3 separate regions of the Homo sapiens genome follow, and regions 2 and 3 are each linked to region 1. Evidence: chromatin loops called from intact Hi-C (ENCODE). Cell type or tissue: heart left ventricle. All regions are shown on one strand. Each heading gives the region's core, and the rest is flanking DNA. Links, peaks and the distances in the headings are about the cores only.

What was found. A loop is a pair of places that touch in the nucleus more often than their neighbours do. Peaks named below come from ENCODE experiments on the same cell type or tissue, not always from the same donor. Only the 100,000 strongest peaks of a DNase experiment are listed, where the experiment ranks them.
Region 2: a loop joins it to region 1, with 3 times the contacts of the local background. A loop is called at or near these places in 17 of 110 quality-filtered maps.
Region 3: it touches region 1 in a loop (5-fold over the local background); 23 of 110 quality-filtered maps call a loop at or near these places.

What each region holds. Positions count from the first base shown.
Region 1 is chr9:68,503,555-68,511,871 of GRCh38, forward strand. The region is part of intron 10 of PGM5 (phosphoglucomutase 5); the gene reads left to right. Among named protein-coding and RNA genes, the nearest start is that of TMEM252, 33 kb to the right of the region's middle. In heart left ventricle, for the core only: a CTCF peak has its summit at 4,095 (motif pointing left); no DNase peak of the experiment used is centred there; H3K27ac peaks cover 1,591 bases.
Region 2 is chr9:68,434,735-68,443,051 of GRCh38, forward strand. All of the region lies in intron 6 of PGM5 (phosphoglucomutase 5), which reads left to right. Among named protein-coding and RNA genes, the nearest start is that of PGM5-AS1, 81 kb to the left of the region's middle. In heart left ventricle, for the core only: no CTCF peak of the experiment used is centred there; a DNase peak (open chromatin) is centred at 3,277; H3K27ac peaks cover 1,385 bases.
Region 3 is chr9:68,352,155-68,360,471 of GRCh38, forward strand. PGM5 (phosphoglucomutase 5) reads left to right here and starts at 4,457. Exons shown (of 11, transcript NM_021965.4): 1 at 4,457-5,234. The coding sequence starts at 4,974. PGM5-AS1 (PGM5 antisense RNA 1) reads right to left here and starts at 5,712. Exons shown (of 3, transcript NR_121192.1): 1 at 5,569-5,712; 2 at 4,136-4,192; 3 at 3,010-3,451. In heart left ventricle, for the core only: CTCF peaks have their summits at 4,567 and 4,772; DNase peaks (open chromatin) are centred at 4,587, 4,837 and 5,327; H3K4me3 peaks cover 3,238 bases; H3K27ac peaks cover 1,826 bases.

The DNA.
Region 1 (8,317 bases), core at 96-8,095:
AAGATAATAATTGTAATTATGTTTAGATTGTCCCCAATAAACCAGGAGACATGATTACTCTAGCTACCAGCCTGCATCCTCTCTTAGAACCGCATCTCTTTGGAGATGGCTTTCTAAGAAAACTAGCAATGAAACCTGGAAGGAAAGAGGGAACATACAGAAATGAGAAGAGTCAGCTCAGAGGTTCTCAACCCAGGCAGGCTGCACATCAGAACCACTCAGGCAGCTTGGTGAAAGTACCCATGCTTTGGCCCCAGTCCTAGAGATTCTACTTTAATTGTTTTGAGGTGGGACCTGTAGTTTTTAAAAAATTTCCCAGATGATATTAATTAGACAAGTGCATCTCAAACTAATTACCGGCCAATCACCTTGGGAATGTGTTAAAATGTGGATTCTGACTCAGGTATGAGGAGGGCCAGAGATTTTGCATTTCTAACAAGCTCCCAGGCAATACTGTGCTGCTGGTCCAGGAGCCACCCATTGAATAGCAAAGAGCTAGGTGAACTGTGAAGTGCTAGCAGCAGGACCTTGAATTCTTTAAAACTGTAGAATGAGCAGCACCTGTTTTTAATACCATTCCACACATCGATCTCTGTCTTCTAGACTTCTATTTCTGTTGCTTATTGGATTCCACCTGAATGTCTTATAGACATCACCAACTTGACATGTGCAACACTGATTTCCCGCCAGCCTCCTGTGCACTCCTCCAAAACAAACTCCAGCATGCTGTTTCTTTCATTCTTCTCCATCTCAGTAAATGGCAGTTCCTAAAACATGTTAGACCACCTCATAGCTCTGATAGAATCCTCCCCTCCACCTCATTTAGAGAAGAGCCCAAACCCTTACCATGATCTTGAATGACATACTGGAAATGGCCCCCTTCTCCCTCTGACCTCATTTCCTATCTCTTTTCCTGCTTCTTTCTCCACTCCAACCGCTGTTTGGTGAACATGACGAGAATGCTCTGCCTCGTGTTAGTTACGATGGCTGTTCCCTCTGCCTGAAATGCTTTTCCTTCTGACATCTGCATAGCTTGTCTCCTTACTTCTCAGTAAGGGTGTCCCTGGCCACCTAATATAAAATAGCCCTCACATGCAGGTACTTCTTACTTCCCTACCCTGCTTTGCTTTCTCCATGGCATTTATCCTCATCATATATATATATATTTATTTTATTTTATTATCTGTCTCCACCCAGTAGAATGGAAGCACCAGGAGGCTGGGACTTTGTCAGATTATTTCCCTGTATCCCCAGTGCACCTGGTACATGGTAAATGCCCAACGCAGTTTTGCCAAATTATTGCAATATTGACCATTAATTACTTTGGAATCTCTCAGCCCAATTATATCACACAGGAAGCTGAAATATTCTGTACTCAGGATGAATGTTGGTGCTATCATCAGGTTTCCTCCTATGACTGAGGTCTTGAATAAAATAAATGCCATTTTTAAGGTCCCTACAACATGCAGGCTCCATTCTAAATACATCCTTTATCTTATTCATCGTTCCAGTGGCCTCATGGCAGAATTATCCTGCTTTGCTTTTGCAGGAAAGGAGACTGAGTCAGGAAGCAATTCAGATTCATGGAGTAGGTAATTTCTGGATTGGAGGTTTAAACTAAGTCTTTCTTATAACAAAATCCACATTGTCCATGTTAACGTTGAAGGCCCAGAAGAGAATTTCTTTTTATTTGTGCTTGAGTCCAAGGCTACCTCTGGAGCCTCAGTACAGTGTTATTGAGAGGTTTTTTCCTCAGATCAATCAATTCTGTGATTCCCTGACACCAACTGGGTGCAACAATTCTATTCAAGTCAGTTCTGACATTATCTGGATTTAGCCCAGACCCCACAAGTTAAGGGCTCAGTCTCACAAGATTGCTCCTACTAGGAATGCCAGCTGCAAATGGGGTGCACAGGCTACCCACATTTTTGCCTTGCCAACTACAAATTTAGGGTTTTCTACAATCCCCCTTCAGATTTAATAATTCACTAGAATGACTCACTGACCTCAGAAAAGTGCTTCGCTTAGCATTACTGGTTTATTATAAAGGCTAGAACCCAGAACCAGCCAAATGGAAGAAATGCTTAGGGCCAGGTGTGGAGAAGGAGTGTGGAGCTTCCATGCCCTCTCTGGGTAAGACAGCCTCCAGCACCTTGATGTGTTCACCAGCCTGGAAGCTCTTCAAACCCTGTTGCTGAAGTGTTCTTATGGAGTTTTCACTAGGTAATTATGGTTGATTAAATCATTGGCCCTTGGCGGTTGGATTTGGTCTCCAGCCCTGCTCCCCTCCCTATAGGTCACGGGGTGGGGCTGAACATTCAAACCCTCTAACCACCTGTTTGGTTCCTCTGGCAGCCAGCCCTCCACCTGAAACTATGTTGGGGCCCACCAAGAGTCACCCACTAGCATAAAGTCTGCTGTGGCTGAAATAATAACAAAGACTCCTATCATTCAGGAAGTTCCAAAGGTTTTAGGAGCTCTGTGCCAGAAATTGAGGACAAACACCACATGTATTTGTTATTCCACACTGTTAAAAGAAGTTTAGCCTAAAGCTGCCTCCTTACATAATTTAAGTTTGGCCTAAAGGTTTTTCCATACATAGTGAACTATGACCTAACTGGATGTGTAAACAGACTGTAACCTACTCTTGTGACAAGTAGCTGAGTCTCAGCCAATCACAGTGGCTGAGTTTCAGCCAATTACAGGCAGCCACTTTTTCAAAATATGTTCAAATAAGGCAAAAACTGAGCTGTAACCAATCCAGCTATCTCTGGACCTCACTTCTGCTTTCTGTACTTCACTTTTCTTTTTCTGTTCATAAATGTTATCTGACGTCGTGGCAGCTCCAAGTTGCTCTGAACCTATCTGGTTCTGAAGGCTGCCTGATTCAAGAATCGTCCTTTGCTCAGTTAAACTCTTAAGTTTAATTTGTTTAAGGTTTTTCCTTTAACAACAGTTGTAAAAGTGAATAGCGTCTTAAAAACAACCAGTTTTCTGTACTAATTTTGAATTAGCAATGAATAGGATTCAGAAACATTATGAAAATAATAATGTTCTAAATACATATTGGATATCTTTTCTAGTTCATAAGGGATCTAGAGTGAGTAGTCAAAAACTTGGAGAATAAAGTAGAAATGGATATAATACATATGATGTGAAAGAGAAACAGAATGGAGTTCAGAAGTGATGCAAATCCACATTCACTTAGCCATTCACTTTCATGACAAGACAAAGATTTTTGTATATGTATATGTGTGTACATGCATGTGTGTATGAGAGCAAGATTTGGGGATCATACTAGGTATATATGATTTAAAGAGCTAAAAGTTGTGCCTCGGTCCTGGTTTTGGGTCAAGTTTGGATTACAGTTTATAGCCCCCCAAACCCTGAAAAAAATTATATTTCCTCTCCTTACTTTCCCATATGTAGTTAAAAATGAAAACAAATTCAATTTTAAAAATAAATAAAAGATGTTGTTATTTAAAAAGAAAACCTGAGCAAGGATATATTAATAGCCATATATATGAGGGAAAACATGAGGAAATACCTCATTTTATTTTTCTCCTCAGAATTTGGTCGGTATTGCTGCACTTTGGAACTATGGGGGAGGGCAAAGTGTTGAAGAGAGAGTTGAGAAGAGAAACACTTGGTGAAGAGTTGGGCTCTAAACTCTATGACCAAGTTAAGGAGCTGGCTCATTCCACTTAGACGAGAGGCGTGACTTGGAGGTCTTCAGGAATTTAAGGAATAATGTGAGGCGGGAAAGATGACCAGCTGTTCTCCATAACTAATGAATATGTAATTTGAGGAAATAAACTCAAGCTGAACTGGAAGGGATTCACGTTGACTGTTAGAACAATTTCTCAACTGTCAAGACTCCTGCCCAATTAGGATGGCTAGTTTGTGCTTTTCTAAGTCTCTTTGCCTACATATATTCAAATAATTTTAAAACAGGGGCAAGAGTAGAAAGTATTGAGCAGGATAATGTCTCAAAGTATGTGTCAGCCTTAAAATTTTAGTTCTGTAATTATAATTTTTTTTTTTTTTTTAAGAAACAAGAAACAAGTTCTGGTCAGGTGGGTTAGATTTCCCTCTAGTGGTGTTGAAAGGAATTTAGTATGGCTGTGTTTTCATAACTGGCTCTTGGGGCGGAATTAAACTTGGAAAGATGCAAAGATGTATAGGTTTTTTTCTATTTCTGCTTAGATGAGTACTTTCTGGAAAGGCAGACAAAACGCCAGGGCAAACAGTCCTTCTTTTTCTTCCTTAGATATTGAAATCTGGACTCATACTCTGCCGTTACTACATATTGTTTTCCCTGGAGCTGAGAACACTCCTTGGGAGGGTTGGTCATCTGATGGCATGTGAAAAACTCCCTTGGTTGGGAATCTGGGAGATTCCCTCAGGGCCTAGTGTCTATCATAGACCAGGGCTTTTTACAGTTTTGATGACAATAAGCCTTTTTCTTGGCCAAACATTGTGATCAGATCTCCTTTCAAGGTACTGAGTATGTGAAGCCCTGTGTATCCACACTCCACATGGTCTAGGACTTGTGGGAAACTATGGACTGCCACCGTGAACCACTCATGTTAATCCCACAGACAGAGCCCATCTCAAATCTCTCTTTGTGGCAATATATACAAAAGAGGCCCTTAATTCCAAATCTTGCAAGAATACCGGCATTGCCAGCTTATCCCGAGAACCAGTGGTCTTAAGAACAGACCACTGAAGAGCCAAAAGGCATGCCTTGATCCTGGCTTTAGGTCAAGCTTGGATTACAGTTTAGAAAGCCTGGACCCTAAAAAAAATTATATTTCTCCTTTCTACTTTCCTATATGTTGTTTAAAATAAAAAACAAAATTAGCTTTAAAAATAAATATAAGGAAACCTAAAAATGTTTTGATTTTTTTCCTTATAATGCTATTCTAATTTCTAAAATATTAAATATCAACTTCTTACCAAAATATCTTTTGTTTTGGTGCCAGTTTTACCATGTCTAAAGCACATGCTTAACCAGCTATTGGTTAACCCAGTGATGTTTATATCCACAAATCACCAAGTCTTGCTGGATCTTGTTTACTCAGCCTGAAAAAGGAGCATGAATGAATTTGCAGCGGTCACACAAGTCCAGAGGTCACTGGTCATCACTTCTCTTGCCAGATGGATGGGTTTGACAAGCTGTGTCCAGCACAATCTGCCTTTCCCAGCAGCCTTTTTGTTCTAGCCCAGATGCACAGCACAACCACATTTCCGTGCCTTTCAGGAGAAAGCTACCCAGGTCTCATGAACTGGTGGTGATTCAGGTTTTCTTTGAAGTGGTGTCCTTCCTTGGTGTACAGTAAATAATTTGCTTTGCTTATATAATAAACAAGAGTGTATCTTAACAAATGGGGACTGACAGTGAACCTGGAGGTTGCCTGTGGCCTTCAGAAGGAAGCTCTGGACTAGTGTGTGCAATTAGCCAGCATCTGGAAGCAGCTTTTCCTGGGCTTCCCAACACGGTCATGCTTCATTCACATGGGGAATACAGGATCTGAGCTGTTAAGGGGAGAATGTGGCTGTTTTTGCTCTCCCGTCTACTCTTGGCTGAATTTAAGTTTGATGCCCTAATCCCAGAACGAGAACTCCTGTTCAAGATGCAGGTGAGGGAGTTTCCCATCCCTTGTTTTTGACTCCCAGGAACGCTGGCAGGCCTGACAAACTCCAGGGAGGAGCATCTCAAAGCCAGAATGCTTAGGCCTTGGGCAGGAGGGAAAGCTGTTAAAGGTTTATACAATTCTGGTATCGTGTTTGTGTTTTTGGTTTTACTTTTGAGCATTTTTGTTGGTACAAATCATCACTTGGGACATACTTTGGCAGGTTGGGCCTGTGTACTATACCATCATGATATGAGATGGAAGGTAGATGAGGCTGACAGAGTGGCTTGAAATGTAGACTTCATTATTATTCAGGTATGGGGAGGCCAACAGATGATGAGATGACGGCCATTGAAGAGATAGTTTGTTACTCACAGTTCCCAAGAGGAGGGGACCCAACACGCCACACAGGGCCACGCAGGGAAGCGCCAGCGTCGGACAGGAGGCAGCATGAGCAAAGGGAAAATGTGGGTGAAGCCTTTTTGGAGATTCTCTGGGAAAGGTAAGGTAAAGCATGATGAGAAGGTTTAGGATTAGCTTGTTTGAATAATTTCAGCAGGCTCTGGGGCACAGGGACTGTCCCTAATTTGCTGGTACCTAGCCTTGGGGTGGTTAGGGCAGAGAAATAGTGGCCCAAGTGTGAGAGCCCTGTGAGGGTCTGAGAAAGGAAGTGTTTGGTTTGCATCTGAAAGGCAAGCTCCAGGGTGTGTTGTTTGCTGTCTCTAAGAATTAGCTAACCCTGGGAAGAACAAAACCTTCCAGAGTCAGCCAGGCCCCAAGATGTCAAAGCATTAGAATAAAAACACCAGCTTAACAGCCAGAGGAAAAGATAAAACCACTGTCACTTTCTCAGGTGGGTAAAATTGTTAGGGAGCACCCCAACAAGATTTTGTTTTTTTCACATACCATCAAAGCTGGATGGCCTCTGATACAAAGGTTGGGCTTTGAAATCAGCATTTTTTTTTTTTTTTTTTTTTTTGAGACAGAGCCTCGCTCTGTCACTCAGGCTGGAGTGCAGTGGCGCAATCTCAGCTCACTGCAAGCTCCGCCTCCTGGGTTCACGCCCTTCTCCTGCCTCAGCCTCCCAAGTAGCTGGGACTACACGCACCCGCCACCACGCCCGGCTAAATTTTTGTATTTTTAGTAGAGATGGGCTTTCACCATGTTAGTCAGGATGGTCTCGATCTCCTGACCTCGTGATCCGCCCACCTCAGCCTCCCAAAGTGCTGGGATTACAGGCTTGAGCCACCGTGCCTGGCCGAAATCAGTTATTTTTGTTTTGAGTCCTAGTTCTGCCATTTTCCAGTTTTGTGATCTTGGGCAACTTAATATCAGTCAAATTGAGATAGATATACTTCTTATTTTATATTGTTGTAATGATTAAATCAGATAATTCATATATGTAAAGAGTTTTGTACAATGCCTGTGTAAATCAAAGAAAATGACCAAGATGAGTCTCAATCGTTTTAGAGGTTTACTTTGCCAGGTTAAAGGTCATGGCCTGTGACACAGCCTCAGGAGGTCCTGAGAACATGTGCCCAAGGTGGTTGGGTTACACTTGGTTTTATACATTTTAGGAAGATAAAAGTTACAGGCAAAGACACAAGCAACACATGTAAAGTATATATTGGCCTGGCCCAGAAAAACAGGACATGTCAAAGAAGGGGAGGCTTCCAGGTCATAGGTGGATTCAAAGATTTTCTGATTGGCAATTGGTTGAAAAATCTAAGCTTTGTCTGAAGAGGTAAAGTCAGTATAAACAAATGCTTGAGTTAAGATAAAGAAAGTTGTGGAAGCTGAGGTTCTTGTTATGTGGATGAAGCCTCTAAGTAGCAGGCTTCAGAGAGAATAGAAGGTAAATGTCTCTTATTAGACCTCAAAAGGTGTCAGACTCTCCAGAGAAGATCTAGCAAGGGAAGGGGATTCTCTACAGAAGGCCGATTTCCCCCACAAAAGATGGCTTTGTAGAGCCATTCCAAATTACGTCAAAGAAATATATTTTGGGGTAAGATGCTTTGATTTCCTTCAGTGCCTGTTATCTGTCATCTGATGCTATATCAGGGTCAGGTTGGAATTTGGTATCTTACTGCTACAAAGAGTCTGTTCTGTCAGTCCTAGAATCTCTAAATGTCAACAGCTAAGCTCCAGAGAGGAGGATATATTGAGGCATATGCTACGCCCTTTTCCTGTTATGGCCTGAACTAGTTTTCGGGATCCTTTTGGCCAATGATTAGGGGCAGGGAGGAGATGTCCATTCAGTCAGTTTGGGGCTTAGAATTATATTTTTGGTTTATACCTGACATGTGAATAAATGTTCAATAAATGTTGATTGTCACTAATGTTATTGTTTTTGCCTTTTTTTTTTTTTTTTTTTTTTTTTAGATGGAGTCTCACTCTGTCACCAGGCTGGAGTGCAGTGGTGCAATCTCAGCTCACTGCAACCTCCACCTCCCAGGTTCAAGCAATTCTCCTGCCTCAGCTTCCTGAGCAGCTGGGACTACAGGCATGCGTCACCATGCCTGGCTAATTTTTGTATTTTTAGTAGAGAAGGGGTTTCACCACCATTATTTTTATTAATAATGGTATTGACTCATTTTCTTATCACATGAGGATAAAAGATTCCCAGATTACTTAGCAATTTGTTTTATAATGCAATTGACTTGTCCTTTTCCCTCCCATTA
Region 2 (8,317 bases), core at 222-8,221, 69 kb before region 1:
GTCGGAGATCGCACCACTGCGCTCCAGACTGAGAGACAGCAAGACTCCATCTCAAAAAAAAAAAAATGGTGATCTCTCTGTGATGTAGGGTCCTGACTAGAGTGACTACTGCACACCACATATAAATTATTCCTACTTATAGTTAAGGTGCCAAAGACTGGTGTTAATTTGATTTTTAAATAAATTGGAATTAATTAAAAATTATCTTAAAGTCACTCGGAAACACTTGCATCCTAAGTGGGAGAGAAAGTGATGGCCATTCTCCTGATAAGTCCTGCCTGCCTCCAGGCCTTTGCTCAAGCTGTTTCCTCTACTAGGAGTGCTGTTCTCACAGCTGGTTCCTATTCTTCCTCCAGTTCTTGGGTTCTGTGCCACCCACTTAGAGAGGCCTCCCTTGAGCACACTACCTAAGGAGAGCCCCTCCCTTTTATTCTTTATCTCAGTCTCTTGTTTCCTTTATAGCCCATGCACATTTAATTTTATTAATTTTCTGCATGTGTTTAGTTTTTAGAATTTTAACAGCTTTATTGAGATATAATTCACACACCATACAGTTTGCACATTTAAAATATACAATTTAATAGTTTTTAGTTTATTCACAGATACATGCAACCATCATCATAATGGTTGGCAATTTTCATCGGGTAAAAAAGAAATCCTGTACCCTTTAGCTATCACCCCATCATACATCCATCACCTCTCCATCCCTAAGCAACCACAAATCTACTTCCTGTCTCTGTAGATTTCCCTTTTCCAGACTTTCATATGAATAAAATCATATACTATGAGGTCTTTTGTATCTGGTTTCTTTAACTTAGCCTCATGTTTTTAATGTTCATCAGTGTTGTAGCATGTATCAGAACTTTATCCCTTTTTATGGCTTAATAATATTTCACCATATGGTTATAGTGTGTTTTGTTTATCCATTTGTCCATTGATGGACATTTGGGTTGTTTATATTTTTTGTCTATTATGAATAATGCTGCTTTAAGAATTTGTGTACAAGTTTTTATGTGAACATGTGTTTTCTTTTCTCTGTATCCTGTATCTAAAAGTGGGCTTGCTGAGTTGCTTATATATATTTTTGGATGTCTCATTTACTACAGTAGAAACTCCATAAGAACAGGGACCACATCTGCCTTGTCACTCTTACTGCCACAGTACCTGGCATTCTACCTTACAAAGTAGGTGATTTGTTAGTAACTTGGTGAACTTTTCGGTAAACTAACATGCATTGCACCTACCAGACATCTGGCATGGTGCTGGATGCCTATATTAGATATGGCCTGAAGGAGTTACTGTGCCAGAAATGTCAGCCCCAGCACCAACATCCTCACACTTACTAAGGGAACTAACCCGGAGACCCACCTGCCTATTTCACACCACATAACTTAGCTCCCACAGCAAGACTTCACCCTTGAGCCATAACAGATTAGCCCAAAGGTGGGCAACCAGCACAAATGTAGCCTATTACAAACTGGTCAGTGTCCTTTGAGGTACAGCAAAAAGCTCTACCCAAACAGGGAATTACCAAGCCTATCATGTCTTGTTTTTAATAATCCTGAACCTAGTAATTTGAATATATAAGAAGTAGGTAAGACTTAGTGGGAGTAGTTTACAGGTCATTGGCGGAGGGAAGCTGGTAGGTCAAGATGATCGTGGAAGTTATACACAACCAGAATGATGAGAAAGCAGGACCCGGAAGATAAAAAATGTACTTATAGAATGAAGACGAGCAGCCAGAGAGAAGGAGTATCTGGGTCAAGGTGATGACAAGCCAATGACAAACTGTATACACTCCTTAGTTCTGAACAACATGAGGCTTTTTCTCTTTCTGAGACCTGGTTGTTTAGCATTTCCTGTATGTCTTTGAAGGCTTGGCCTCATGATTGAAATTTCTGTGTCCTCACTGCCAAGTGTATTTGTACCAACCACTTCATCTCACAAAATCCTGCCCTGTTATTCAAGGTTACTTGAGTTGAGGCTTTTTTCCTTGCAACCAGGAAAGCTGATTTTTAAAATTCGATATTAACTACATTTTACAGAAGATGAAACCAGAGCTCAAGGTCATGTTTTAGTAAAGTGAAGGTTGTGGAATTCAGAACCAGATTTATCTGACTCCAAGGTCCAAGCTTTTTACCCTCTACCATCCACCCAGATGTATTTCCTGACTCATTCAGGAGTTTAACTTTAATTGTGATAGCAATATTCTCCCATCAGCTAAGTGAACCAGCTTGGAAATAAGTGTATTAATGAATTTCTTCACTAAAATTTAAAAATGCCTTTGTATTTATGCATAGCTAACTCCTGAGTTTCCATTATTGATAATAATTAAGAACTGGTTTGTATATGAAAATGTGTTTGTAGCATACATTTGGCTTCATTATCTCCATCAGTTCACATCACTTTGAAATTAAAATCAAATGAGATCATGACACATACCTGTCAGTGACATGCAAATTAAAAATTCTTGGCAACATAGATTAATGATCATTTTTGAGATTTTTCTCTCTTTTATTAATTTTCTCCTCTTGTTTTATTACATCTGGGTACTTATTGAAGGAAGAGACTCTGATAGAGGATATTGTTAGTGGAGAAAAGGAAGCTTGGCAACTTTCGTGAAATGGTGTGCCTTAAAGAGGAAGGAATTTACAGTAAAGCCTCAGGGAGCCCAATGCTTAGGCAACAGTCTACAAGTTGGTGAATATCTCTTTCAGATTGGTGTTGTGCTTTACACGATACTGTATTACAAAGCTGCTAAACAACAAATGGTTTTTCTACAGATAGGGGATCTCTAGGCATCTCAAGGATAGGAATCAATTTTTCAAAGGGACACACACACTCACACACACACACACACACACACTCTCACACATTTTACCCACACATGCATATACTGTATATACACACCCACAATACTTTGTAGAAATGCTGCCAGTATCTCTCTAGACTAAAAGTAGTAAACATTCTCTGCAGTTTTATTTTTGAATTATGTTGCTAACCTTTAAAAATGGGGATATTTCATATAAAAATCCAAGTTGTTGTGGTATTATTGAAAAATTGCAGTTCTGGCAGTACTGGGCCTACATTTCCCTATAGCAATATTTGTCTGAAGCTGAGTGGAGGCTGTTTCTAACAGCCACACAGGCTGTCTAGTTCATCATTGTCCCCATAATTCTCTGTTGTCACATATCCAGCTGGCTGCTTTACCACACATCACGTGCTTGGCTCATGGAGACATTTACTCTCTGATTAGGAACCCAGAGTTCCTGGCCAGGCGAGGTGGCTCATGCCTGTAATCCCAGCACTGTGGGAGGCTGAGGTGGGTGGATCGCCTGAGCTCGGGAGTTCAGAACCAACTTGGGCAACATGGCGAAACCCTGTCTCTACTAAAAACACAAAAAATTAGCTGAGCGTGGTGGCACACACCTGTAGTCCCAGCTACTCGGGAGGCTGAGGCAGGACAATCGCTTGAACCCAGGAGGCAGAGGTTGCAGTGAGCCGAGATCGCACCACTGCACTCCAGCCTGGGCGACAGAGGGAGACTCTGTCAAAAAAAAAAAAAAAAAAAAAAAAAAAGATAGAATCTGAGCGGTTGAAGGTAATCTGTAGCTGTTTGAACATATTTTGAGACATGACTGTCAACCTCAGATGTGTATCAACATTTCCTGTGGAGCTTTCCAAAAATCTACCTTTTATCTCCCACTTCCCAGCTCCCCTTTCAGATTCATTAGGTCTACAGTGGAGTCAGGGAATCTGAATGTTGAAAAAGCTTCCCATTTAGTTCTGATTTTGAGTAAGATGGAGTAAGCACACTTCATCCACGGTCTTCCCCATTGTATGTGGCTATAAAGTCTAGACAAGATGTACGAAACAAGCTATTTGAGGACTCTGAAAAAGTAAATAATAGTAGATAGATTGGAGAAGACCAGAATTTAAGACACCAGTGAACTGATGATGAGTTTCTCTTTTGTCTGTCCAGTATTCTTCCACTTGAACCCAACATAGCCTGCAACCTGGAAGCAGGCATGAATGCAGACAGGAAAGTCCTCTAGTTCTGTTTCGAGGAACTTAACAGTCAGAGAGAGTCTCTGTGTGTATGTTGGGGGAGGAGGGAGAGATTCCTCATTTTTCATTTTGTTTTTTTCCCTTTCTCTTCTTTACTCTCTGTGCCATAGCTCCCAAACAATCCAAGATGGCCAAAAAGAGCCTAAAACTTGGAGGGAGGAAAGCCTTCATTGCCACTTGGAGAAGTGGTGGTCCCAACAGACTAGGGAGAAACACTGTTGCCTCTTTTTTCTTCTGTTTTCCTACTCATTAACCCCATTTCTTTCAAAACGTGGGTAGACTGAGCATGGTGGCTCATGCCTGAAGTCCCAACACTTTGGGAGGCTGATGTGGGAGGATTACTTGAGCCCAGGAGTTCAAGGCCAGCCTAGGCAACAAAGTGAGACCCTGTCTCTGCAAGAAAACTGAAAAAATTAGCCAGGCATGGTGGCAAACACCTGTGATCCCAGCTACTTGGGAGGCTGTGTTGGGAGGATTTCTTGAACACAGGAGGGACAAGGCTGCAGTGAACTGTGTTCATGCCACTGCACTCTAGCCTGGGCAACAGGGCAAGATGCTGTTTCAATATATAAATATATATATATCTTTATAAGTCTGCTTATATATATAAATATATATAATATAATATATAAATATATATTATATATGTAAAATATATATATATTCACTCTGTTCTGCCATATACTCTCCATGTCTGCCCATATATATGAGTGTATATATATAACATATATATATATGACAGCTGTTTCTCAGAAGATGATCAAACAGCTACAGATTACCCACAACAGCTCAGAGTCTACCCCAGCTCATTCTAATATTTTATATAAAATATTAGACATGAACATATATATACATATATACACATGTGTATATATAATACACATGCACACATATATATATATATACACACACACATATATATATATAAATATTAGACATGGAACGTGTATGGCAGAACAGAGTAAATAAAGCCCCAACTTTATTTCTGGTCAGAGAACCAAAAAGAGTCCCAGGGAAGCTGAAAATTATCAGGGATATCAAGAAAGAGGGTGAAGTTAGGGAAAATGACTTTTAAAGTTTTGTAGAAACTCCTGGGCTCACCTCTGATCTGGGCATGAATAGATCTGACCCTCAACAGTATATACAAAACTTGAGAACTAAACTGCACTGCAAAGTCTTTGAAAACTGAAATCATGTTGGGTCAGTTTACCAAAAAGATCCAACGGTCCTAAATGTATATGCTCCTATTAGGATAATTTTAAAGTACATAAGCAAAAATGGACAGAATGGAAAAGAGAAATAGACAAATCCATAATTATAGTTGAAGACATCAACAGTCTTCTGTGAGAAACTGACAGAACAGACAGAAACAGATAGATCTGATGGAAAATCAGTAAGAGAAGGAAGTACTGAACACCATCTATCAGCTAGATTTAATTTACATTTATAGAACCCTCCAACCAACAGCAGAATATACACTTTTTTCAAGTGCATGGAGCATTCACCCAGGTAGACCACATCCTGGGTCATTAAAACAAACAAACTAACTAAATGTAAAAGAACGGAAACCATGCAAAGTATGTTCCCTGACCATAATAGAATTAGACTAAAATTTAATAACAGAGAGATAGCAAGGACATCTCTAAATGCTTGGAAGGTAAACAATATGCTTCTAAATAATCCATCAAAGAAAAAGTTTCAAGGGTTATTGTAGATGTCCTTTATTTGGCTGAAGAAGTTACCTTTTATTCCTAGTTTGAATGGATGTTGAAATTTTGTCAAATGATTCTTTGAACTAAATTAAAGATATTTTAAATTAAATTAAAATGAAAATACATCAAAATTTGTAGGATGCAGGTAAAACATTGCTTAGGAGGGAAATTCTTTAATATAAGCATTAAGAGCTTATATTTATAAGAGAAAGGTTTCACATCAATAAACTATGCTTCTACTTTAATAATGTAGAGAAAAGAGAATAAATAAACCCAAGGAAGGAATGGATAAAGATAAAAGTAGAAATCAATGATAATGAAAACAGGAAAACAATTTAAAACACCAATAGAAACAAAAGCTGGTTCTTTGGAAAAGTAAATAAAATTGATAAACCTTTAGCAAGACCAACAAAGATGAAAAGAGAGAAGACACAAATTATAAACATCAGGAGTAAGAATACTACTGTAGACCCTTTAGACTTTAAAATAATACTAAGAGGACACTACAGACAACTCTTCATGAATAAATTCAACAACTTAGATGAAATGGGCCAATTCCTTGAAAAATACAAATTATCAACACTCACCCAACATGAAGTAATTTGAATATTTCCATGACTATTAAAGAAATTGACTTCATAGTTTAAAACCTTCCAAAAAATCCTAGTGCAAATAAATATATTGGTGAATTATTGCAAACATTAAAAAAATTCTAAATAATATCTTCCAGAAAAAGGAAGAAGATGGAAAATCCCCAACACATTTTATGAGGCTAGCATTACCTGACACTAAAACTAGACAAAGATAGAATTTTTAAAAAAGAAAAATATAAACTGATATTCCATAAATATAGATGTAAAAATCATTAACAAAATATTAACACAATATATCTAGCAGTATATAAAAAGAAAAGTCAGTGGGATTTACTGGGAAAGTGAGGCTGTTTTAATATTTAAAAATCAATCAATACAATCTACTTTATTAGCAGTTTAAGGAGAAAGACCACATGATTACATCAATTGAGGCACAAGATCATTTGACAAAATTTCAACATCCATTCAAACTAGGAATAAAAGGTAACTTCTTCAAACAAATAAAGAGCATCTACAATAACCCTACAGCTAAAATCATATTTAATAGTAAAAGACTGAACACCTTTCCCCTAAGATCAGGAACAAGACAAGGATATCCACTTTCACCACTGTTATTCAATATTGCACTAGCAGACCCAGCCAATGCAATAAGGCAAGAAAAGGAATTAAAAGGCATATAGGGTGAAAAGGAAAAAAAATATGGATTCTATTCATAAATAACGTAATTGTCTACATAGAAAATCCAAAGTAATACACACACAAAGGTCAGAGGATACAAAATCAATACTCAGAAGTCAATTTTATTTTTATATACTATCAGTGTTCAATTGGAAACTGAATTGAAAAAAGCAATACTATTTAGATTGCTCAAAAATTAAATACTTAGCTGTAAATTTATTAAAATGCATACATGATCGATATGCTGAAAACTACAAAACATTAATGAAAAAAAGTCTAAGAATACCTAGAAGGAGAGACATACAATGTTCATGATCAACATAGTAAAGATGTCATTTATTTATAAATTGATTTATAGATTAATACAATTCCAATAAAAATTTCCACAGGATATTGATAGATATAAACAAACTGGTTCTAAATTTATATTGAAAGGCAAAGGAACTAGAAGAGGCAGAACAATTTTCAAAAACAAGAAAGCTACAGGAATCACACTTTATTTTTTTCTTTTTTTTTGAGACAGAGTTTTGCTCTTGTTGCTGGGGCTGGAGTGCAATGGCACCGTGTTGGATCACTGCAACCTCCACCTCCCAGGTTCAAGTGATCCTCCTGCCTCAGCAGGAGCCACCACCATGCCCAGCTAATTTTTGTATTTTTAATAGAGATGGGGTTTCACCATGTTGGCCAGGCTGGTCTTGAACTCCTGACCTCAGGTGATCTGTCCACCCTGGCCTCCCAAAGTGCTGGGAGTAATCACACTTTCTAATTAACAGAAAGCAATGTGTTATTAGCAAAGGCAGAGATAATGAAGCAGAATAGAGAGTCCAGAAATACACCTAAATAAATGTGGCTGACTGATTTTTGACAATGGTGCTAAAGCAATTCATATGAGAAGGTATAATCTTTTCAACATATTTAAAGAGTTAAAACAGTTAACCCAATTAAAATTATATAAAATGTTTTAACAGATACTTCACCAGAGAGGATATATGGATGTCAAATAAGAACACGAAAATGTGTTCAACATCATTAACCATTAGAAGATGCAAATAAAACTGTGATGAGATACTGCTACATAACAATTAGAATTGCTAAAATAAAAATTACTGCTAATACCTTAGTGTTGATGAGGATGCATATCATCTAGAGCTGTCATATAGTACTGATGGAAATGCCAAATGGGCCACTCTGGAAAGCAGTTTGTCAATTGCTTATAAAACTAAACAGATGCTTACCATATGACCCTGTACTCCCACTCTTATTCTA
Region 3 (8,317 bases), core at 222-8,221, 150 kb before region 1:
CATTTGTGTACTTGTCTCTGTGTCCTTACACCTCAGGCTTCAACTCTTGTTTTTACCTTTATCAATGACTACCTGTGTGCTGTGTGGCTTTGGACCAATTGCTCACCCCCTCTAAAGCTCAGTTTCTGCATCTGTAAAATGGATATAATGCCATATATACATAGATATAGATATACATACACAAATATATATACACACATATATATGTGTGTATATACATATATATGTAATATACAAACTGAAATATATAGTTATATAAATATTTCAGTTTAAGTTTCAAAAATCACTGGAGGGTATTTTTATAATACCCTTCGGCAATTTTACCTGCTGCCTTTGCACATTCTGGTGAATTTCTAAATGGAAGTCTGATAGAGATTAATCTTTTAATGCATCATAAATAAAAAAGAAAATCACAGAATGATGTAGCTGGAGAGGACCCTGGGGATCTAAAGTGTTTCATGAAAGATTAATGTCCTTGATCTGTTTGTAAGTGTTTTGGAAAAATCTTCCATGGTCAAATAAAACTTGGCAATGTTGGATTAAAGTTAAATAGGTTTTTTTTCCTGCAGAACTTCATAGTCTTTAATATGCTAATGTGTTTTGTGAATCTACAAGGAATGAAGTGTTTCAATACTTATTTTACCCAGATTCTCATTTTGGGACAGGCTGGTCAAACTGAGTCAGCTAGTATATTCTCTAGATGGAGATGATGGCTGATGCCTTTTTGAGAGCAAGAGAGTCCCCAGGGGAAGCAAGGATATATCAGTTGCTCCTATTTCATGCCAAGAATCCTCAGTCTTTAGAGGCTCAGAGAAGGCTGAAAGGCTACTCTAGGCTATCAGGGCTACCATTCATTGTGACCCATGCTACAGAGAAGCTTTGAGCTCAGTGCAAAGGAGTGACCAGCCCTTGAGAATCAGGAAAATTTATTTATTTCTGACCTAGTCCACTGAGGACATACAAGGAATGGGGCAGGGGAATGTCACCAGCTATGGTTACAAGCTAGTCTGATTCTCTTTCATTAAGAAAACTGGTCCCTGTGAGTTTAGATTGGGAAGCACCAGGTTAAAAAAAATTTTTAGGCCAGGAGTGGTGGCCACTGTACTCCAGCGTGGGTGACAGAGTGAGAATCTGTCTTAAAAAAAAAAAAAGTTAATTGATGTCTTCTGTTGAGGACCTCTCAGAACTTTTAATATGAAAGTGTGCATTGTGAAGAATGGGAGTAGAGTGTACAGGAGTTTTAAAAGCTACTTGGTCATGAAACTCTTGCTTTGTGCAGGATTCGAGGGGCACTAACATTCTGAGGAAAATATTTTGGGAAACATTGATCTAATCCAAACTTCTCATTTTACCAGCAAACAACTGTGGGGCCCTCTAAGTTTCCTTTCTCCATCATTGTGACAAATTCATTGGAATTAATTCAATTAAACCTGGGGTCAGCTTTGAAGAGATTTATTTAGCAGGTAAATCTGTTTTGTACATTTTGAGGGAGTTCTGAGTTTCCATAGTCAAAAACCACAGAACAATTTAACCAACCTTTATGGAATATCACCTATGGCCCAAAGACCCTTTAGCTACAGTGATGGTCTACAAAAATATAAACTGTAATTCTTGCAATACAGGAGATTAGTAATAATGGTAAATATAATGATGATGACACCATGAATAGCTAACATTTATTGAATGCCTTTCTATTAGTCAGGCACTTTACTAAGTATTTTAATCCTCCCAACAATTTATGAGGTAGGGATTATAATAATTCCCATTTTATAGTGAGGACACTGAGGTTAGGAAATTATCCTAGCCTAAATGTTAGGTATAAGCATGAATAGAAAGGTGTTATCAGCCTATAAGACATTCCTTTATGAGTGATACAAAGTCCTATATAAATTCAGAGAAAAGACAAATGGTTTTAGAAATCCTTGATCAGTGAGTGTGAAGCACGTGGTGGCCCGGTTACTGTTTGGTTGCCCATCTGTCCTCCCTCTGGGGATCAGCACCCCCTTACTTTGGAAGACTTGTTTTCCTTGTCACTGTAAGGTTCTTTCTGGCTATGTGGTAGGGCACATTGCCTCAAACTAGCCCTGTTCCAGTCTTTGAGAACCTTGAAATTGGAACCAAGGGAAGAGGATTGCCTCTTGAATGGTAATTCTCTAAAATCTAGTCTGAGGTGCTGGTGCCTAATCCCTGGGTCTGTGGAAGGAGCTGGGCTGTGAGAGGGGAGAATGATGTTGATGTCAAGAGAGAGGCAGGTGCTAGGAGCAGAGAGATGGAGGCCTGGAGGGTTTCTGGGCTTCTCTGAGGCTTAGGGTTTGGATCATTGTCTTCGTTACTGGAACAAAGGATTTACCATACCTGCTCTTCTGGGAATGAAACTGTCCTGCTTTGCAAAAAAAAGTGTCATTAGAAAGAGATCTTAAAAACCCCACACCATAGACAGGTGCACAGATCCCTAGAAGTGTTAAAGTTCTGTCTGTTGGATGCTAAGCCAAGACTCTTAAGTATGTTCTAAAGAGAAACTGGTGTGTGTAGGCTGTGCACTCCCAGGGAGATAAAAAGTTAGGAACTTTATGGGTTGGGCTTGGTGGCTCACACCTGTAATCCCAGCACTGTGGGAGGCTAAAGTGGGCAGATTGATTGAGCTGAGGAGTTCGAGACCAGCCTAGGCAACATGGTGAAACCCCATGTCTACAAAAACTACAAAAATTAGCTGGGCGTGGTGGCATGTACCTGTAGGCAGGAGGATCGCTTGAGCCCAAGAGGGAGAGGGTGCAGTGAGCCATGATTGTGCCACTGCACTCCACCTGGGTGACAGGAACTTTATGGGAAATGGGATCTTGGAGACTGAGTAGAGACTAGAGGAAAAAAAAAAACTACCTCCCCGACTGGCCACACTATTCTTTTAAAAAAATGTTAATTGACAAATTAAAATTGTATGTATTTACGGAGGTATGATGTGATGTTATGATATATGTATACATTGTGGAATAATTAAATCCAGAGAATTAATAGATTCATCACCTCAAAACCTATCTTTTTTGTGGTGAGAACATTTGAAATTTATTGTCTTAGCAATTTTGAAATACACAATACTTCATTGTTAACTACAGTCACCATGCTGTGCTGTAGATCTCAACAAAATATATTCCTCCTGTCTCAACTAAAACATTGTACTCTTTGACAACATTTCCCCATTCCTCTCACCCCCTCCAAAAACACCCATTCTTTATGTTGAAGAGAATGGCTAAAAAGTCCCAGCAGGTTTCAACAGACGGCTTCAGTGGTTGTCCCATCACACTTCAATGTTATTAATAAAAAGGGGAGGGGCAATACATAATTCGGACAGGCTGAAAGTACCATTGTAACCACTTTCTTGACTTCACAGAAAAAGTCCTCTTGTTTTCATCTGTAAAATGGGAACTGCATGAATACCATTCTTCTTTTCTTCAGCCTCCAAAGAAAAAACAGATGCAAAGCCTTTAATCAATTGCAAAACAGTATACAATGTGTGTTATTACTCACAGTTGTCTTACTGTGACCAAACACTTTATAAGCCTGCGGCAAGTCAGCCTTACTCTCAGTAAGTGGACAATATTTGGGGAAGGAGAAGCAGCAGGATATTTCAGGACAGTAGCCTTGGTGGGTCCAAAAATTCCTTGAGAGAAATGGGAGATAGAACTTTCTTCCTGCTTTGGGTTTTATCCTGTTAGTCTTTTCTCTCTTCACTCCTATTTTCTATGGAGAATTTCCTGGTTTTGGAGTTTGGGTGCGTTTTATGGAGAGGAGGCAGAAAATCTTTAGCTCCAGCAGAATGAAAGGATACATGCAAAGGAACCTAGCACAGTATCTGGTACCCAGGTCTCCTTTAACTTGGCTTTATTCATTCACTCCTGGTAGGGCATTAATAAGGGATTTAGCCCCCTCCTATTGAAAACGATTAATTCAAGGAAGAGTTCAGACAGTGTGGACAGATACAGTGTAGGAAAGCCTATTTCTAAGGCAGGAGCTGGGTAGGGAGGGTGAGAAGGGCGAGAAGAATAGGGAAATATGTGTCGTCTGTGTTGCTGCTGTTGCAACCACCACAACAAACAAACAAGTGAAAAAAAAAAAAAAAAAAAAAAAGAATTGTCCATACCGGAAAGTGTGCTGTTTTGGAGGAGGCTGGGGAAAGTGTGGATGGCTCGAGTGGGTCCTGTTGGATTGAAGTCTGACAGTGGTGATTCCCTTCAACAAATGGTCGGGGTGGGAGGGTACACACACACACACACACACACACACACACCCCACACGCAGCGCCCAGCCTCCGATTTCAGCGCTGGCAGGAGATAACCATTCTTAGCTCGCCTTTCCAGGGTTATTTTTGGCTGAGGCTGTTCGCTGATGGCAAAAGGTTTCAGCCCCCTCCCAAATCCCTCCCCGTCCTTGTTCTAAAGAGAAACTGGTGTGTGTAGGCTGCGCACTCCCAGGGAGACAGGGAGACGGGCCGGGCGCCGGAGAGGAACCCGGACTCTGCCCAAAGTCTCGCCGCCCGCCGGCTGTTTTCTGGCGGAGGGTGTGCCCCGGAGGGCGGCGATCGCGGGTGAAGGCTGGGGCCAGGCGCGGGTGGAGGCGTCACCGGGGTCGGGCTAGCAGGCCCTGGAATCAGGCTTTTGGGACACCCCGAAAGTGAGTCCAACTTGGGGAGAAACTGAGGGCAGCTCGGGCGGTCTGGCAGCGGAGAAGGTGGGTGGGAGAAAACTTTACAGGAAGGCAGAAGCAATCTCTGCCGAGAGAGTCAGCCGAGCGGCCGCGCGGAGAGGAGGGGCGGGCGGTCCCCAGGCGGGCGGGTGCAGGGCGCAGGGCGCCGACCTGCTGGAGAGGGGGCCCGGGCGCGAGGCGGAGTCCCGGCGCGCAGCCAGGCTGGTGGAGGCCCCCGGCAGGCTGCAGATTCCCTCCGGCTCCGGGAGCCGCAGCAGGACCGGCCAGGAGGCGCCATGGAGGGGAGCCCCATCCCGGTGCTGACAGTGCCCACCGCGCCCTACGAGGACCAGCGGCCGGCCGGCGGCGGGGGTCTGCGGCGACCCACCGGCCTCTTCGAGGGCCAGCGCAACTACCTGCCCAACTTTATCCAGAGCGTGCTGTCGTCCATCGACCTGCGCGACCGTCAGGGCTGCACCATGGTGGTGGGCAGCGACGGCAGGTACTTTAGCAGGACGGCCATCGAGATCGTGGTGCAGATGGCCGCGGCCAACGGGGTGAGTGTCCGGATGCCCCTCGCTTCCCGCCGCGCCGCCGCCATGCCCTCTCCTAGCCCTTGTCCCCCTGCTGCCTCCGGGCCCAGTTGGGAGGCCCCTGCCCGGCCCCGGCTTTGCTACCTCACTCCCGCGTCCTCACCCTCCAGCGCCCCACTCCCGCCGCGCTCGCAGCCTCCCCGGTGCACCCCGGACACTGGGTTCTATTAGTACCCACCGCCCCCAAAAGCCTTGAGGGGTTTCCGTCGTTCCTGGAGCCACTCCGGGCGCCCTGGACTCTTCTCCGACTCTGCGCACATCCCGCACCTGCTCATTTTTCTTTCGGACATTCTCTTACCCGGCCCTGTAGATTCCAAGGCAGCTCCCAGTTTTCCATATTGTTCCCAACGCATTCACTGCCCACAGTCCCCACACAAACTTCTTTCGCAGGCTCACAACATAGTCCCTCTGCCCCGTGCCCTTTTTGCAATAATCTGCCAGTCCCCTAAGTCTTAGCTCTGCCTATTTAACAGTAGTGGTGTCTCAGAACACACACACACACACACACACACACACACACACACACACACACACACACACGATCCCTGACATATTTGGCAAGAGTAGGCCCTGAAGGTTTTTATTATTTTGGTTCTTTAACCCAGTGGAATTACTGAATGATTTATTTAATTAGGGTAGGGATGGAGTGGATCCATTTGTTTGATGCTAAACAGCCTGAGCTCGCAGTTCCCAGGGGGCATATCTCTAAATGGTCTGAAATGAGATTTGCAGTGGTTTTCTTAATGCAATTCCCAACTTCTCTCCAAATGCCTTTTGGCATTTGACAACATTTCATGCCTCTTCCCCTTTCGGTTTTCATCCTTGTTTTCTCTCCCTTCTCCCACGACCTCGGTAGTCTTCTGCAATCCAGATTCTCAGACTTCAGGTTTTTCTCCCTCTGCCCCTTTCCTCTCTGTCCTATAACTAGAAGCACCTTTTGGCATAGACCCATATCCCAGTTTCCTCTTTCCCAGGTCCAGCAGCATCTCAAGGACATCTACAAGAGGGATACCTAATTTCAGGGGTCTCTGAATTATATGTGGGAAACATCGTCTAAAAAAGTAATTTTATCCTTATTCATGCAACCAGACCCACACTCATAGAACTTTTCTTTAAGGAAAGTGTCTTGCAGATGTATAAATGAGTGTTAACATCTTTAAAAGCGAAACTGAACAATTCCCTGGCATTTGAATTCCCTCCTTCCTTCCCAACCCTCTCCTTTTCATTTTCTCATTTATTATTAAAAACATTTTTAAAGGATCTCCATGCTTCATATTTATCTACTATAATTCCTCCTTCTCGGTGTTGCAGGGATGGGGAAAGAGGATTTTTTTAAAAACATAATAAAACGCAATTGGGAGAAACAGGGCCAGTGGTGTTGGGGTGGGTAGTGGAATTGTGATTTTTGACTCCAGTAGACAATGATGCTGGATATATGGGGTTTGATTTATCTCTGGCTCCTCACTTGGGATTGATGAAGTTTGGCTAGAATCAGGGAGTTGAAGAGAGGTTGACAAATGGTCTTTCACTCTTCTCTGACAGGCTGTTCCTGTGGAGTGATGGAGAATAACGAGCCTTGGGAGAGCTATGGGAGCTCTCATACTTCTTCCCGAGCCAATTTTTTAGGGAGTGAGAGAAACATGGCCTGTCCAATACTTGTTGTGGGTCAGGATATTTTTGAAGCTACGGTTGTTGATTTGCATGGGAAAATTATTATGTCTTATTATTTCTTGTCCCACTTTACCATAAGGACTCCTCAGCTTCTTACTTCAATGGGTCTTCTATGACAAACACACTTTATTAACTCTAAGAGTGGAATTTATTTTAACAGATAATTAGCATAGGTCAATATATGCTTAAAATAGGGTCAAATTAAACCTACTAGCTGTTATAAAGGACAGATGACAAATTAAAATCCACATAGAAGCATCGACTCTTAAATAATCTGAAAGTACTACTTCTAAGAGGGGTGGGCATGGGTGAAGGGAATGGTGGACATGTTTCAGAATTTCAAACAGCCAACTTTAACCAATCTTTTCCTCATTTTGTTCACCTTCTTGGGGGCTTATGCTAAAGTGAAGTGAATAGCCATAAGGCTGGCTTCAGGAGAAAGGTGGTCTAAAAGAACTGGATAATTATAAGCAAAATTGGTCTTGAATGATTGAAAATTGATGAGAATGTGCTTGTCTCCTGATTTGGCATCCTGAATTAGACTCAGGAATACTGAACTTGGATCCCAAAGGCTTTGGTCTTTTTTGATATCCTATTGGATACTCATAAGCAGGCTAGAAAAATAGAAAACTAGAATTTATTCTCTTTGAACTGACAAATCTAACCAGTGGGCTGCATTCTCTATATCTGAAAAATCTTGGTTTTGATTGAAAAAGTTAATTTTACAAAGCAATTTTCTTTTTTTAAATTAAATTTCATTTTTTTTGAGACTGGGTCTCACTTTGTTGCCCAGGCTGGAGTGCAATGGCACAGTCTTGGCTCACTGTAGCCTTGACCTCCCCAGATTCAGGTGATCTTCCCACCTCAGCCTCCTGAGTAGCTGGGGCTATAGGTGCATGCCACTATGCACAGCTGATTTTTGTGTTTTTACTACTCATAGGGTTTCTCTGTGTTGCCCAGTCTAGTCTCAAACTCCTGATCTCAAGAGATCTGCCTGCCTTGGCCTCCTAAAGTGTCATGAACCACCATGCCCAGCCTACAAAGCAATGTTCTAGGAAAAACTACAGTTACTCTTTGATTATGTAATTGCTGGAGAAGAAAAACATGGCATTTCTAAAATGATGAACTATATTACTTATATTTTAATATCTCATAAAGTTTGAAATAGACATTTCAAACATAAACATGTATAAAAAATTTTATAAATTAAAAATATAATATCAAAAACATAAAATTATTTTATTATAAAATTATTATAGAATCAAAAACATTATAAATTTAAACAACTTTTTTAAAAATTTATTTTGGGATTTCCCATGGAGTGATGGAGAATAATGAGCCTTGGGAGAGCTATGGCAGCTCTCATACTCCTTCCT